2 separate regions of the Homo sapiens genome follow, and region 1 is linked to region 2. A link is a contact called in ENCODE Hi-C data. All regions are on one chromosome and are shown on one strand. The core of a region is the stretch at or near the end of the contact, and the rest is flanking DNA. Distances in the headings are between cores, read along the strand shown.

Evidence for each region. A loop is a pair of places that touch in the nucleus more often than their neighbours do. Pooled maps may share reads with other maps.
Region 1: a pooled map shows a loop between it and region 2 (2.2-fold over the local background). The contact joins two enhancer-like sites. A Hi-C loop is called at or near these places in 1 of 168 maps with a recorded cell type or tissue (mammary epithelial cell), 5 of 37 single-sample maps with no recorded cell type and 3 of 50 pooled maps.

The regions. Positions count from the first base shown.
Region 1 is chr2:197,596,679-197,603,869 of GRCh38, forward strand. All of the region lies in intron 7 of RFTN2 (raftlin family member 2), which reads right to left. Among named protein-coding and RNA genes, the nearest start is that of RFTN2, 75 kb to the right of the region's middle. Within about 2 kb of position 3,076, at least 2 of the 41 ENCODE cell types and tissues checked have a DNase peak (open chromatin) inside an H3K27ac peak, as active enhancers do.
Region 2 is chr2:197,209,815-197,217,029 of GRCh38, forward strand. All of the region lies in intron 1 of ANKRD44 (ankyrin repeat domain 44), which reads right to left. Among named protein-coding and RNA genes, the nearest start is that of ANKRD44-AS1, 15 kb to the left of the region's middle. RefSeq lists an enhancer at 2,978-3,217 and a silencer at 6,189-6,238. Within about 2 kb of position 2,982, at least 9 of the 41 ENCODE cell types and tissues checked have a DNase peak (open chromatin) inside an H3K27ac peak, as active enhancers do.

The DNA.
Region 1 (7,191 bases), core at 1,826-4,325, 390 kb after region 2:
GGATTATTAGGTCAAATCTTATGATTTAAGCTTCTTGGTATGCATTGTCAAACTTGCCTTATAAACAGAAGAGACTAATTTAGGCTGCCACATGTGAGAAAATTTACATCCATTTTCAATTGAGGGACTTCAACTATAGCTAGATTTATTTTCAGATGCTTCTTTGTAGTCAGCTACTCAGTATTCTCCTTATTTAACTATCATCATGGCAAATTACCCCTTGCCAAAGACTGCTTGGGGTTTGTATTCCTCTGAAATGCTTTTCACAGAGTCTCCATGGATTTATGGGGAGGAGTGTCTGTAGCTAATGTTGCTCAGTTACGACTTTTATTATGCAAAAAACCCCAACAAAACCTTACTATTAGCTGCATTTTATGCTGAGCCCTTTTTCTGGAAAATGAATGCAACACTGAAACTCTGGCTTTAGAGTTATATGTCAACTGCATACCATTTGAAAATCCCAGCCTTACTGATACCACTGAATTTTGAGAAATATCAAATCTTCCTCAAAGTGATAACAGGAGACTGCTTCTTTTTTATTTTTGAAAGGCTGTTTCTAGTCTAATCTCATTCCATTTTGACCTTATCTTTGATTGGAACAAAAAACTTTTATAAAATATGTAGTAACTTTGGGAACAAATCATCATGAGGCTTTGGTACACGGGCGGGATTAGCATGTGTACAGAAAAAGCTGGTCACATGTTTTGGGAGCATGAAGTGTGCTGGAAAAAGCCATGGCTTTGGAACCAGACAGTTCCTGGGTTCAAATCCAAACTCTGTCATAGTACCTAATAGCTGACGCCTTTAATCATTTAATCCGTAAATTGTGTTTTCTTTTTCTTTCTTTCTTTTTTTTTTGAGATGGAGTTTTGCTTTTGTTGCCCAGGCTGAAGTGCAGTGGCGTGATCTCGGCTCACCGCAACGTCACCTCCTGGGTTCAAGTGATTCTCCTCCCTCAGCCTTCCGAGTAGCTGGGATCACAGGCATGTACCACCACACTGGTCTAATTTTGTATTTTTAGCAAAGACGGGGTTTCTCCATGTTGGTCAGGCTGGTCTCAAACTCCCGACCTCAGGTGATCCGCCTGCCTTGGCCTCCCAAAGTGCTGGGATTACAGGTGTGAGCCACTGCGCCCAGCCTCTCTGATTTTTTTCTATCAGGGACCTCAATAAGTGATAAGTGAAGAATAAGAGTGCATGAAGAGCCTCCCATTGTGCTTGCCACAAGAAGGAACACAACAACTGTGATTTCCTTCCACTTTTCCATTCATTTAGTGAAATATAGGGTGCAGTTAAGGGAAGGGGAGAAAAGTTTCAGAATCAAGAATATCTTCCAGAGAGCAAATTCAAGGGACAGCAGGACATGGTGGTTCATGCCTGTAATCCTAGCACTTTGTGAAGCTGATGGAGGAGGATCCCTTGAGCCCAGGAGTTTGAGACTAGTCTGGGAAACATACTGAGACTCTTGTATCTACAAAATCATTAAAAGAAAATTATCCAAGTGTGGTGGTACATGCCTGTGGTCCCAGCTACTCGGGAGGCTGAGGTAGGAGGATCACTTGAGCCCAGAGGTTGAGGGTGCAGTGAGCTATTGATCACGCCACTGAACTCTACCATGGGTGACAGAAAGAGAACCTATCTTAAAAGAAAGAAAAGTAAAGAAAAAAGAAAAACAAATTCAAGGGACAGGGTACGTGGGAATGCAGAAGAGACCTTCTGGGTAATGTTCCAGGTGTGTGATCCAGGTGGAGAATTACATGAAAGAACCAGGTCTGGAACGATCCGAAGATGGGAAGCAGGGATCAGGGTAGAATTATTCTTCTTGAAGAGAAAGCAGGAACGCATTGGGGTAGGGATTGTTGGAGACCTTACAGGGAGTTCTTTCACACTAACTGTGGATGGGGCAATTCTGAATGCACTAAGATCTGATGTTTGACCTACGGCAGGCTTTACAAACTTTACCGTGCATTCCAAACATTGAGGTGCCTGTTGATTCCAGGGTCCACTCCAGTCTTTTGGAATCTCCATTTCACCAGGCTGCCCAGGTGGCCCTGATGCACAGTAAATTTGGGAACCATCACCAGAAGAGACAGACTTGGAAGTGTGGACTTCTCAGGCCTTGGGGATTACTTGGTGATACTTGCTACTATCAAAGGCATTCACTGTTTTCCTTGAATAATAAAACCCACCAACAGTTCCTGTTGGTATGGAGTGTGGAAACAAAAAGGGCTTATTTTCTGGAAGCATCCTTGATGTCTATTTTACCATATTCTTCTTCTTCTTTTTTTTTTTTTGACGGAGTCTCGCTCTGTCGCCCAGGCTGGAGTGCAGTGGCACGACCTCGGCTCACTGCAAGCTCCGCCTCCCGGGTTCACGCCATTTTCCTACCTCAGCCTCCCGAGTAGCTGGGACTACAGGCACCCACCACCATGCCCGGCTCATTTTTTGTATTTTTAGTAGAGACAGGGTTTCACCGTGGACTCGATCTCCTGACCTTGTGATCCGCCCACCTCGGCCTCCCAAAGTGCTGGGATTACAAGCGTGAGCCACCGCGCCCAGCCTTACCATATTCTTCTAATGTGACTTGTGTCCTTAAATGTTTTGGACAATTTTAGCTGGATAGGCTGCCTAGAGCCATGCTGAGGACACATATTTTTCACCATCTTTAGTTTACCAATTTATTCCTGACCTGACTTGTCTAAAATATAAACGAATTTGGAATGTGGGCGAGGAGTTACTTACTCCCTCTGCAGTGTGACACAATTTCTGGCAGCAACCCCAAATTATGAAAGAGTATCTCTACCAGCGGATCCCGAGGCAGTGTGAGAAGGAGAAAGAGGAAGGAGGTGGCTTATCAAAGGCTCGGTGGGTTGGAGGTGGAGGTAGGTGGGTTAGGGGTGTATGTCAAGGAAAAAAGTCCTCAGATGGTGTGAAGTACACTGCTCGATCCTGGGTTGAGAATCATTGCCTGTATGTTTGAAATAGGATTCTCTCTGCCAGCGTTCTACTTGATATTTAACACAGTATGCAGAGAGGTGAAACATGTGGCACAGGGGAGGGCGAACCCTCCACAGCTACTTCAGTGAGGCAAGAGCACTGTCAAACCTATCCCTCCTGTGGTGTGAAGGGGAATTGCCTCTGAAAGGGCAGAAGCTTTTTAAGCACGAGCTTGATTTTATTTTATATTTTATTTTTTTTGAGGCGGAGTCTCCACTCTGTTGCCCAGGCTGGAGTGCAGTGGTATGATCTGGGCTCACTGCAACCTCTGCCTTTCGGGTTCAAGGGATTCTCCTGCCTCATCGTCCCAAGTAGCTGGGATTACAGGCACACACCACCACATCTGGCTTTTTTTTGTATTTTTAGTAGAGATGGGGTTTCACCATGCTGGCCAGGCTGGTCTTGAACTCCTGATATCAGGTGATCCACCTGCCTCGGCCTCCCAAAGTGCCAGGATTACAGGCATGAGCCACCTCGCCTGGCCTAAGCACGAGCTTTAAAACTGTTCGGTTGAAACTGACGAGTAATGCCTTCCAGTGGCCCTATGGGGAGTGCTGTTTGGGGAGTCTAATGAGATAAAACAGCAAACATGGAGATGGTTTGTCAAAGGCTGACAACTTTAGACAGCATCCAGATGCTCAAATAAGACTTTGGAAGGTCAGCATCTGCCTACCTCTTGGGGACGTCCTCATAGTCAGATCCTTAATTTGAGATATGTCGGAAACTTCTATGTCCCTGGTTTTCTGAGGGCCATTTTGATTTAAAATAGGTCCTGCTACTTTCAGACCAGCTGTGAGACCATGTGGAACTTGTTTTGGTTTCGAGGCTCTAATCACGGTAGACCTAAGGGAAAGAGGTCTGAAGCCTTATAGAGGGACGCCTATTTGGTAAAGCAAGTAAGTCCCTTATGGTTCTCAGTGGTTCCTGAGATAATTCTATTTACAGAATTGGGATAGAATATTTTTCCCTTAGCAAACTGGTGGTCATTATGGCACCTGAGAGGATGTTTCAAATGCCCTGGATGGTTTCAGAGGACAGAGCCCACATCTCTTATTCCCTACAAAAAGGTTCATCCAAAAGGTGCTGTTAGTTAAGTAAGTGACTTAGTATCTTCCTGAGAGGGATTTAAGAATCTTCTGGTTCTGTTTTAGACTTTAATGGACAGTCATGCTTTGATGTATTAGAAAACAAAGGCAACTTTGGAAAATATGCTTGATTTAGAGATAGTAATTTAAATTCTGAAAAAGTTCTAGTACAAACTGTTTTGGTGACAAGTATAGAGAACAGTCTACAGAGAAGTGATGAGAACATTGACTAGTCCCTTCATCTCTGAGGGCAGCAGATGATCCCTGGTGCTGTGGTCAGCACGAGGGCACAGGCTGCATGAAGGACAGGTCAGCCAGGGCAGGCTGAGTTCTCTGCAGGCAGAAGTGGTTGAACATTGTCAATGAGATAGTAGATGTAAAGTTCCTACACCCTGGATATGGACCCTGGAGCATAGGAGATGCTCAGAAATGTTTCCTTTTCTCTTCCCTGCCTTCTTCTATGCATTTCATAAGAAAGCACAAAGAAGATTCTATGTGAATGTCATTTGAGGGAGAGGGATTTGCTGTGACAACAGCATGACTATCAAGAAGATTGGGTCTTCCCACTAACAGAAGATCTCTTGGACTAAACTAATAAAAACAACTTTGACTCCTGTAGTGCTCTCAGCGTTCCAAGTCCTTTCTGTGTACATTAACATGCTTGTTTCTTATGATAATCCTTTAAGGTGTGCAGAGCAGACATTTTCTCTATTTTATGGATAGGGAAATTGAGACTCAGCTTTTAAGACCTTTGTCTTGGGTCTCCTCTAGTTCCCACTCTTTCTACAATACTGCATTAGCTCTACAAGCAAATGTAGAGTGACTACATTTGCTTGTAGAGCTCACTGAAGCCCTGACTACAGGAAGATGTGGGTTAGTTTAATTCTATTCTGACTAGAAAACTTTATAATTAGTGGATAAGTCTAAGCTTATTTTACCAAATTCCAGATTTTTATTTAGCATCCTAAATTAAGCATTCCACCTTATAATGTTCAGAAGTTATAGTGGAGAATAATGAAGAAAATAAACACAAATGTTCATTTTTCTTGGGCCAATTAGACTACTTAAGCAAACCACACAGGTCCTGATGTTAGTGTGGCAAACGGAAGAAGAGACAGGAGCAAGTTCATGATCCGTGGTATTAAAGTGTGACATAAAAGATTAATCATTGAAAGCTTTGCCTTAAAATTCCCCCAAATGAATTCAGTTTTGTTCAACAGTGACTAGTACTAGTTGTAAAAACAAACAAGCAACAAAAATGAAACTAAAAAAAAGTTCTATTTATAGTTTGACACTATCTTTTTTTTATTATTATTATTATTTTGAGATGGAGTCTTGCTCTGTCACCCAGGCTGGAGTGCAGTGGCGTGATCTTGGCTCACCGCAACCCCCACCTTGTGGGTTCAAGTGATTCTCCTGCCTCAGCCTCCCAAGTAGCTGGGACTACAGGCGTGCGCCATTATGCCTGGCTAATTTTTTTTTTGTGTTTTTAGTAGAGACAGGGTTTCACTGTGTTGGCCAGGCTGGTCTCAAACTCCTTACCTCAGGTGATCTGTCTGCCTTGGCCTCCCAAAGTGCTGGGATTACTGGTGTGAGTCACTGCCCCCAGCTGATAATTAAATTAAAAAAATTTTTTTGTAGGAAGTTACAAGGACAACTTGAACTTCTTCTTGGTTCAATATGTGCCCATAATTTCAAGCATCTTTGAGAGCTATAGTACTTAGAATTTATGGATAGGTGGGAGAAAGTTGTTCTACATTCTTTAAGATATAAAAGCCAAGATCTTTTTTTTTTTGGTGAGATGGAGTCCTGCTCTGTTGCCAGGCTAGAGTGCAGTGACGTGATCTTGGCTCACTGCAACCTCTGTCTCCCAGGTTCAAGTGATCCTCCTGCCTTAGCCTCCTGAGTAGCTGGGACTACAGGTGTGCGCCACCACCATTTGACCCAGTCATCCCATTACTGGGTATATACCCAAAGGATTATAAATCATGCTGCTATAAAGACACATGCACACGTATGTTTATCGCGGCACTATTCACAATAGCAAAGACTTGGAACCAACCCAAATGTCCAAAAATGATAGACTGGATTAAGAAAATGTGGCACATATATGCCATGGAATACTATGCAACCATAAAAAATGATGAGTTCATGTTCTTTGTAGGGACATGGATGAAGCTGGAAACCATCATTCTCAGCAAACTATCACAAGGACAAAAAACCAAACATAGCATGTTCTCACTCATAGGTGGGAATTGAACAATAAGAACACATGGACATAGGAACGGGAACATCACACAGTGGGGACTGTTGTGGGGTGCAGGGAGTGGGGAGAGATAGCATTAGGAGATATACCTAATGCTAAATGATGAGTTAATGGGTGCAGCACACTAACATGGCACATGTATACATGCACGTTGTGCACATGTACCCTAAAACTTAAAGTATAATAATAAAAAAAGTCTCATATTTTAAAATAATTCACTCTTTCCTTTCTACACTAACTTCAATGAAGGGAGAGATTTCTTAAACAATATACTAAAAAGGGTAAAGATAGGTACATTTGTCGATTTTAAAATTAAAACCTTTTGTTAATTAAAGACATCATAGAGTAAAAAGACAAGCCACAGAATTAGTGAAGATAATTGCAGCATGCATAACAAATAAAGGACTCTTTATCTGTTATATTTAAGTAAGTTATAGGTAGAGATTTTTTAAATTTAAATTTAAATTTTGTATAGAGATGGGGGTCTTGCTATGTTGCCCAGGCTGGTCTTGAATTCCTGGGCCCAAGCTATCCTCCCAGCTTAGTCTCCCAAAGGGCTGAGATTACAGGTGTGAGCCACTGTGCCTGGCCTTATGAATAGAACTTTAGGCCGGGTGTGGTGGCTCACGCCTGTAATCCCAGCACTTTGGGAGGTGAGGCAGGCGGATCTCTGGAGGTCAGGAGTTCGAGACCAGCCTGGCTAACATGGTGAAACTCCGTCTCTACTAAAAAAACTACAAAGAAAAACAAAATTAGCCAGGCATGGTGGTGGGTGCCTGTAATCCCAGCTACTTGGGAGACTGAGGCAGAAGAATCGCTTGAACCCGGGAGGTGGAGGTTGCAG
Region 2 (7,215 bases), core at 1,732-4,231:
AGCACACAGCACAAGATTGTCTTGTGAGTCAGGGGAGCAAAGAATCAGATGAGGGTTTAGCCTAACAGGGAGTGAAGATATGACTGCGGCTAGAAGTTGAGGGCTGCTGGGGACTGGGTACTTGGAGACCTCACTTGGGGGAATATGGGCAAAGCCAGGAACCGCACAGAGACCACAGGAATCCACTCCTACTACCTAAGAGACGTCTTACAGAAATTCCTTTGAGTTAAAGTTTCCCCTGTTGAAATCACCTCTGAGTGAGTGAGGAGACTATCTTTCAGTCACACCTTAGTGGAGAATGTTTACTTAGGTTGTTTTTTCTTGACTCCTAAAAAAAGAACAGCAGCAAGAGGAAGTTGGGTGTTTCGAATGGAGACAAAGAAAGAAAACAAATGTGATTTGAGGCCTCCTAAGAAGGACTGTCTTGAATCCAATGCTGGGCTTGAGATGTGTTGAGAAGCACTTATTGAGCTACTACTGTATGGCAAGCACTTTTCATACATTATATTGCTTCCTCTTCACCCCTAACAGTGAGTTACGATTAACATCTTCCGTTTACAGATGAGAAAACCAAGGCTCAGTAATGTAAGTAACCTGACTGATGTTATAAAGCTAGTGAGGGGCTGAGGTCCCATCCAGACCAAGATTTCTCTGACGCCAAAGCTTGTTCTGTTCCCATTACACTGAGCTGGTTCCTCTGGGAAAGCATCAAAGACACACTTGGTACACTCAGAAATAAATGTTCCTTAAGGCCAATGCCTATCTGACTCTAACACCTTCTTCCAGAGATTAGGAAGGAAGCAAATTGTCCTCATGCAAGGCAGGCCTTAAGAGAGAAGGATCACCCCCACCTGTTGGAACATCTTGTCTTGGAGAGATTAGGGGGCCACGGGTTGTGGACTGGAATGGCATGTGTCATCCTCCTTCGGCTCAGATATCATTCCTCCCTTATGGAGAGAGGCAGCTTCAAAGGGGGTCAGAAACAGAAACTGAGCACAGTGAATGAGAGGCTGGAGAGGCAAATGTCCTCCTGCCACCTTTGATGGGGCAGAGGCATCCATGTGGGGCAGGATGTGCTCTGTTTGGTGGTATTGGAGAGGGGGTGTCTAGAAGCTAGTCCTGTCCTGCTCCATCAGTGGGGTTTACCTGGGGATCACACACTCCCTCATAGTATGTAGACGCCACTGTGCACCTGCATGCCGAGAAAAGGCAGCGGGCCAGGAGGACCCCCTGCCTCTTCTCTAATCATATCCCACCCACCCCTATGCCATGACCTAGGCTGCAGCTGCTCTCTAAGGACTCCTTGGTCCTGCACCCTCAATATTCTGGGAGATCACAGGAGTTGCCCTTTGGGCAGATCCAAGGACACCCAGGAGCAGCATCACCAGCACACGTGGGCAGGGAAGGCATAGTTCCTGCCACAGAAGCAGTGACACAGGGAGCAGGATACCTCCAGGGTGAGAGACAACCCAGGGATGTTGTGGGGAAATGGGGAGCAGGAAGAGATGGCAAGTAACACACACTCAGTGTTTTCTGCATATCCCAGTGAATCCTCCAACTATCCCCATTCTGCAGAAAATTTCAATAACTTAGCCAAGGAGCCAGGATCAACCAGGTACTTCCACCAAAGTACCTGTAACAGAAGACAAGAGTGAACGTCTTTCCCTACATGTCTGCCTGAAAAATACGTTTTTAACTTAACATTCACATGAATTTTACAGTCTAGTGCTGCCTTAAGATATCCATGTTCATTTCAATGGAAAAATAATGTCTTTAGTTAACTAACTTAAAAAAATTAACCATCTGTGAAATCACGCTAATCCCATGAGTACATTTCTCAGGGGTACCACCTCGAGGGGCACAAGAATCTTGGGCCAAGTCAGGGCCACACCATCCTGCTGCCCCAGGCACCATGAGATGCTCCTTCTTTTCCCAACTTGGAGGTTCCAGGTGTTCATTAGGAGATGCAGCAGGTTATAAACCATAACTCAGAGAAGAGGAATAGTGGGGGGCAGCAAGCAGGAGACGACGCAGCACAAAGAAGCCCCAAGAAAGGTGATCGACAGATCCAGACCAACAGAGCCAAAGGAACACAAGCACCTCGGGACTCCAATCACTTTGCCCTCCTCAGGTTTGTGACCAACACTCCGGTGATGAAGGGCTAGTAATCAACAGTAAGCTCATGCACGGGAATTCCCTTCACTGAGCCTCTCTCTCTCTCTCAGTCTCTCTCTCTCTCACACACACACACACACACACACCCCACAGCACCACTTTGGGGGAAGGAGAGGAGATATTGCAGAGCTAGAGTTTTGGAACTGGAACAAGGAGGGACTTTCTGGTGGATCAAAGTATGCTAGAGATCAGGCAGTACTAGAGCCAAGAGTTTGCAACCAGGCAGATAGGGATCCAGTGGGAGCACACTGGCACCAAACACGAAAGTCATCTGGCCTCTGAAACTGGCTTTTATGAGCCAGTAAGTGTGTGAGCTTAGATCATGGATAATTTTCAAAGAAACCACTTGTATCACACAGTCCCTATTCGAGAACCCAAAATGCTTCTGCACTAAATATTTGAACCCCTATGTATTTAATGGTTATCTAGTCAGTCCATTGTTGCCTAGACAAAGGCAAATTCTCAGGAATCTACCAAGACCATAAGTTTTAGAAGGGCAGGGATTCGGTCACTGTGGTCACCACTATATCCCTAACTGCTAGCACATAGTAGGCCCTCAATAAATCTCTGCTCATGATTCATTCACATTCATTCAAAATAACACATTTGTTCACCCTGCCTCTTCCACTCTCCTTTTATAGGGAGTATTAACCAAAAAGGTTATTGCAGGCTCTCACAGAAGAACTTCTACATGAGTAAAAATTCTGCATCACAGCAACTGCAGTGGTGTCATGTCAGACATGTTTTTGCTCAAAAGAATTCAGTTAACACCCACAAGGAAGGGAGGTGGACACGTACACACACAAACACACACTTCAATCAGGAACTCGGTGATCACATGCCCACGGTGAGAGAGAAAAAAGGAAACACGACCCCACAGCTTCCTCTGCATCTCATTCCAGAAAGCTTTTCACAGTGTGAACATCTCACAGAGCTGACTGGGATTCTAGTGTTTAAAGAAACATATTTTTCATACAAGTTGGCCCCTAAATGCAAGCCAACTTCTTATCTGGTGCTCAAAGAAACAGCAATGCGGCTCCAACTCTGCAGGCCAAAGTGGCTGTGTTGGCCTCCACAAGGGATAGTATACAGGCCTCCATGGTGGCACCTTCCAAAGAGATTTTCAAGAGTAATTTTGACTCTACAAGACTTCTACCTCACACATATAGGGGCTTAGCCACCCAGCGAGCTATGACCCCTCTAACACAGTCTGGTATATCACCCAAACAAGGTTAGCCTGAAGGAAGGAGAAGTTCTCAAAGGAGAGCATTATACATCTTGTTACACAAGCGGTCTATAAAGTAAGTCTGTTTAATGTAGACAATGTTATTTTTGGCATATCATCTTCCAACCAGTTTTCTGGTTTTCAAAATAATATCTACGAGGTGATTACTCCAGAGAGCCCACTTGGAATTTTTCTGATTTTTTTTCTAATTTATTTCAGCACATGTTATTTCAAGATCTCTATGAAACATATTAAACACATTTAACCTTACCTAAAATAAAACCAACTCATTAGATGATATAAAAAACATCTCATTAGCAAAGCACTGATAAATATTTTCTCTCTTCCAGCTAAGCATTGCTCATTATACACTTGAGCACTGTGCAGTCTTATCATGCCACAATTATCAGCCTCATACGCTGAGCCTAAGCATAAAACTATTATTGAGCAAATAATGGAATTGGACCTGTACACTGCTAAGCTCCTGTAGACTGGCTCATACAATCTGGCCGATTTATATAGCCAGTTTGAACCAACTGCACGTTTTCATAAACAGGCAATTCTCACACTTTTAATGATCTGATTTATTAGACCTTCTAAGTAAACAAGCTTAGAACTCTTTCTCTTTTTAAAAAGGTACATACAGCAACTTTAAGATATTATATGTGTATGTATCTTGGCAATACTACAGCACCTTTAAGAGGGTATATGTATCTTTGGGAAGATAGACTGTTTTCTAAAGCATAGTCTAGGTTTCTCTAATGCTATGTGAATTTTAGAATCACTTTAAGGCAATCAAGTCACTTTGGAGACAAAGAAAGAATAAGATGAAGGTAGCAACTGAAAAGCAACCTCAGATAAGCTATAGCTATTTTCATATTCTTTACCCCCATAATTTTTGTGGGAAATTACTATAAGGAAATGATCAGAGATGAGCACAAAGATTTATGTTCAGGGTGTATATTAGGGTGTTGGTTATTATAGAAAAAAAACCAAAAGCTTCTTAATTGTCCAATCTCAGGGACATAATAAAATATGGCACATCAAAATGATGGGATATTATGCAGCTATTAAAAATGTCATTTCAAATAATTTTTAAAGACTTGGAGAAATATTTATCATATAGCATTAAGTGACAATTTAAAAAAAACAGTAAACAAAACTATATCCAAGGCCTAGCCTAGTGTCTGGCACCTGGCAAACATGCAAAAAGAATTTTGTTGCATTAAGTAACATATACAATGAGATAGCAAGTCTATATTTTAAGTAAATATGTACATACATACATAAAGAGGAAGAGTAAGAGAAAAAAGACCAAGTCAGTAGTATTTATGTCTTAGTGATTAGATTACAAGTTATTTTCTCCTTTTTTCTTTTGCTCATCTGTATATACCACATCTTACAGTTAATACCTATCACTGATATAGTTGGGAAAGAAAAGAAATGCTATAAAAACTAAATGTGAAAACACACATTTACATGAAATTGCATTTTAAATGGAATTTTAAAAGAGTAATTAGAACACAGAAGCCTGCCAATCCCAGCAGCAACAACAGAAGCAAAGTCTTGAATTGGAAGGTCACATATGCCTGTTCCCAAATAGATGCTCCAAGGCAGGCCAAACTGGAATTCTGGGACTAGAAGAACAGCTGGATTTTTTTGTTTTTGTTTTGTTTTTTTTGAGACAGAGTCTCACTCTGTCACCCAGGCTAGAATGCAGTGGCACAATTTCCACTCACTACAACCTCTGCCTCCAGGGTTCAAGTGATTCTCATGCCTCAGCCTCCCGAGTAGCTGGGATTATACGCACACCACCATACCTGGCTAGTATTTGTATTTTTAGTAGAGACAGGGTTTTGCCATGTTGGCCAGGCTGGTCTCGAACTCCTGGCCTCACATGATCCTCCCGGCTCAGCCTCCCAAAGTGCTGGGATTACAGGAGTCAGCCACCATGCCAGGCCAGAACAGCTGTATTTTTAAAGCAAGTATATGCTTCATTTTTCACTTTGCATCAGAATCTTCTGTGTTGAGATGATGTATAAAATCTAAGCCAAATTGAACTAGTTTTAATTCATACTGTTTACTGAACAACATTAGCCCAATTTTTCAACTGAAGATTTTTCTTGCTTTTGGTAGAGAAAAGGCTATTTTGCATGTCATTGGCTAGGCTTCAGAAACCAAAGGTTTTGGCCGCATGAGGTTCTCTCAGTGCAGGGGGTTAGAAGGTACCAATGCCTCAGTGTAACATTTGAAGTGGGAGAGTGTGAGGTAGTAAATCCATGTGTTTCCAATTTTCCCATCCCTGAAACCACAGATTAGAGAAAATCTCCGCAAATAATTTTTGATGACCTCAAATGGCTTCAATTAAATGAAATCAAATCAAATATTTCTAGTTGAATACTATGTATTGTTAATAAGGATGAAATGTGTTCTTGATCGACCGAGTATCTGAAAAAAAACTATCTGGCTCTTTAAATGATATATATTTAAGCCCTGTCACTAAGTAGCCATTTAATTAAAGTAAATGTCTCAGCATAAATCCTGCTGGCACAGGGTCATGTAGGTTTAAAAATCAACCTGCAATTAGGACTTTCGGCCTAATTATGTGGCAACAAACTTAGCTAGGAGCAGTGACATATTGAGGGTCTTTAAAAGCTTTACACTTTTGTGCCAAAATTTATGATGCTGTTTCCTCCTCCTTTCCTTCTCAATTTGTATGCAACTTCACAACCTTGATTAACAGCAGCATCTGGCAGTTCTCTTCCAAGCAGCTGTGATGTAGAGGAAAGAACACAAAATTTAAAGTCAAACCAATCGGGGTTCAAGGACTTGCTCTGCCCCTTGCTGGCTCCAACTATGCCCTGGATGCCTGTCTTAGTAAAACCAAGAAGACATCACCTACCTCTTCTGGAGGCTTGTGAGGATCAAAAGAGTAACTCATGTGAAGATACTGGGTACAAAGTCGTCATTCAAAATGCAGTCTGGTATAGTTTTCAAATATTAGTGTCCTAATGTGGAAGTAATATGTAAGAATGGTGCTTCCATTCAACAGAGGAAATGAGTCATTTCACCCTAAAGGTCTCTCACTTAGGAAGAGCAGCAATATTTCCTCCATAATTCATGCTATCCAGTAATCCACAAATTTCTTTGGAGTTTCTTCTGTGAACTAATTAATACCCACCAAAGGATCAATGTCATTGCAGGGAAAATCTGTGGCTTCTTAGTCTGTCCTACCTCCCTCCATTTTAGGAGCTGTCCCTCCTAAATCCTTGTGATCCAGATGAAACTGTTCATCGAGACATTTCCCTCCGCTGTTCTCATCAGCAGGGCTGGGTGCATTATCCAGGCTGACCAGAGTGCTTTTTCAGAAATTGATTTGGATTGTGGGAGGAGAGCAAGGGTGGCCCGTTTCTAAGATACTGAGTTCAAAGTGCATGTCATCATTTCTCACTTCCCCTTCTATAACTGGAAGACAGTAGACTTTCCATTTTGCACTAACATCAGCCCACACATAACTACCTTTTCTGGACTTTTTCCAGCAGAAAAACATTTCCAACCTCACAAGCATCAGCGTCCAGGAAGCACTACTTTATGCCATGAAATCTAAGGCAGCCAGAAGGCAGGGTCTGGCTTTGTCAGCAAGCACATTGGTTAAACACACACACACACACACACACACACACACACTCCAAAAACAAAAACACACAGAAAATCACTCCTCTGGGGGAAAAGAAAAAAAAAGGACTCAGTGACCATCAAAAACGAAAAGGCAGAGCTGGCTGATCTGCAAAAGCTCCCAGACAAAATCACCAGCA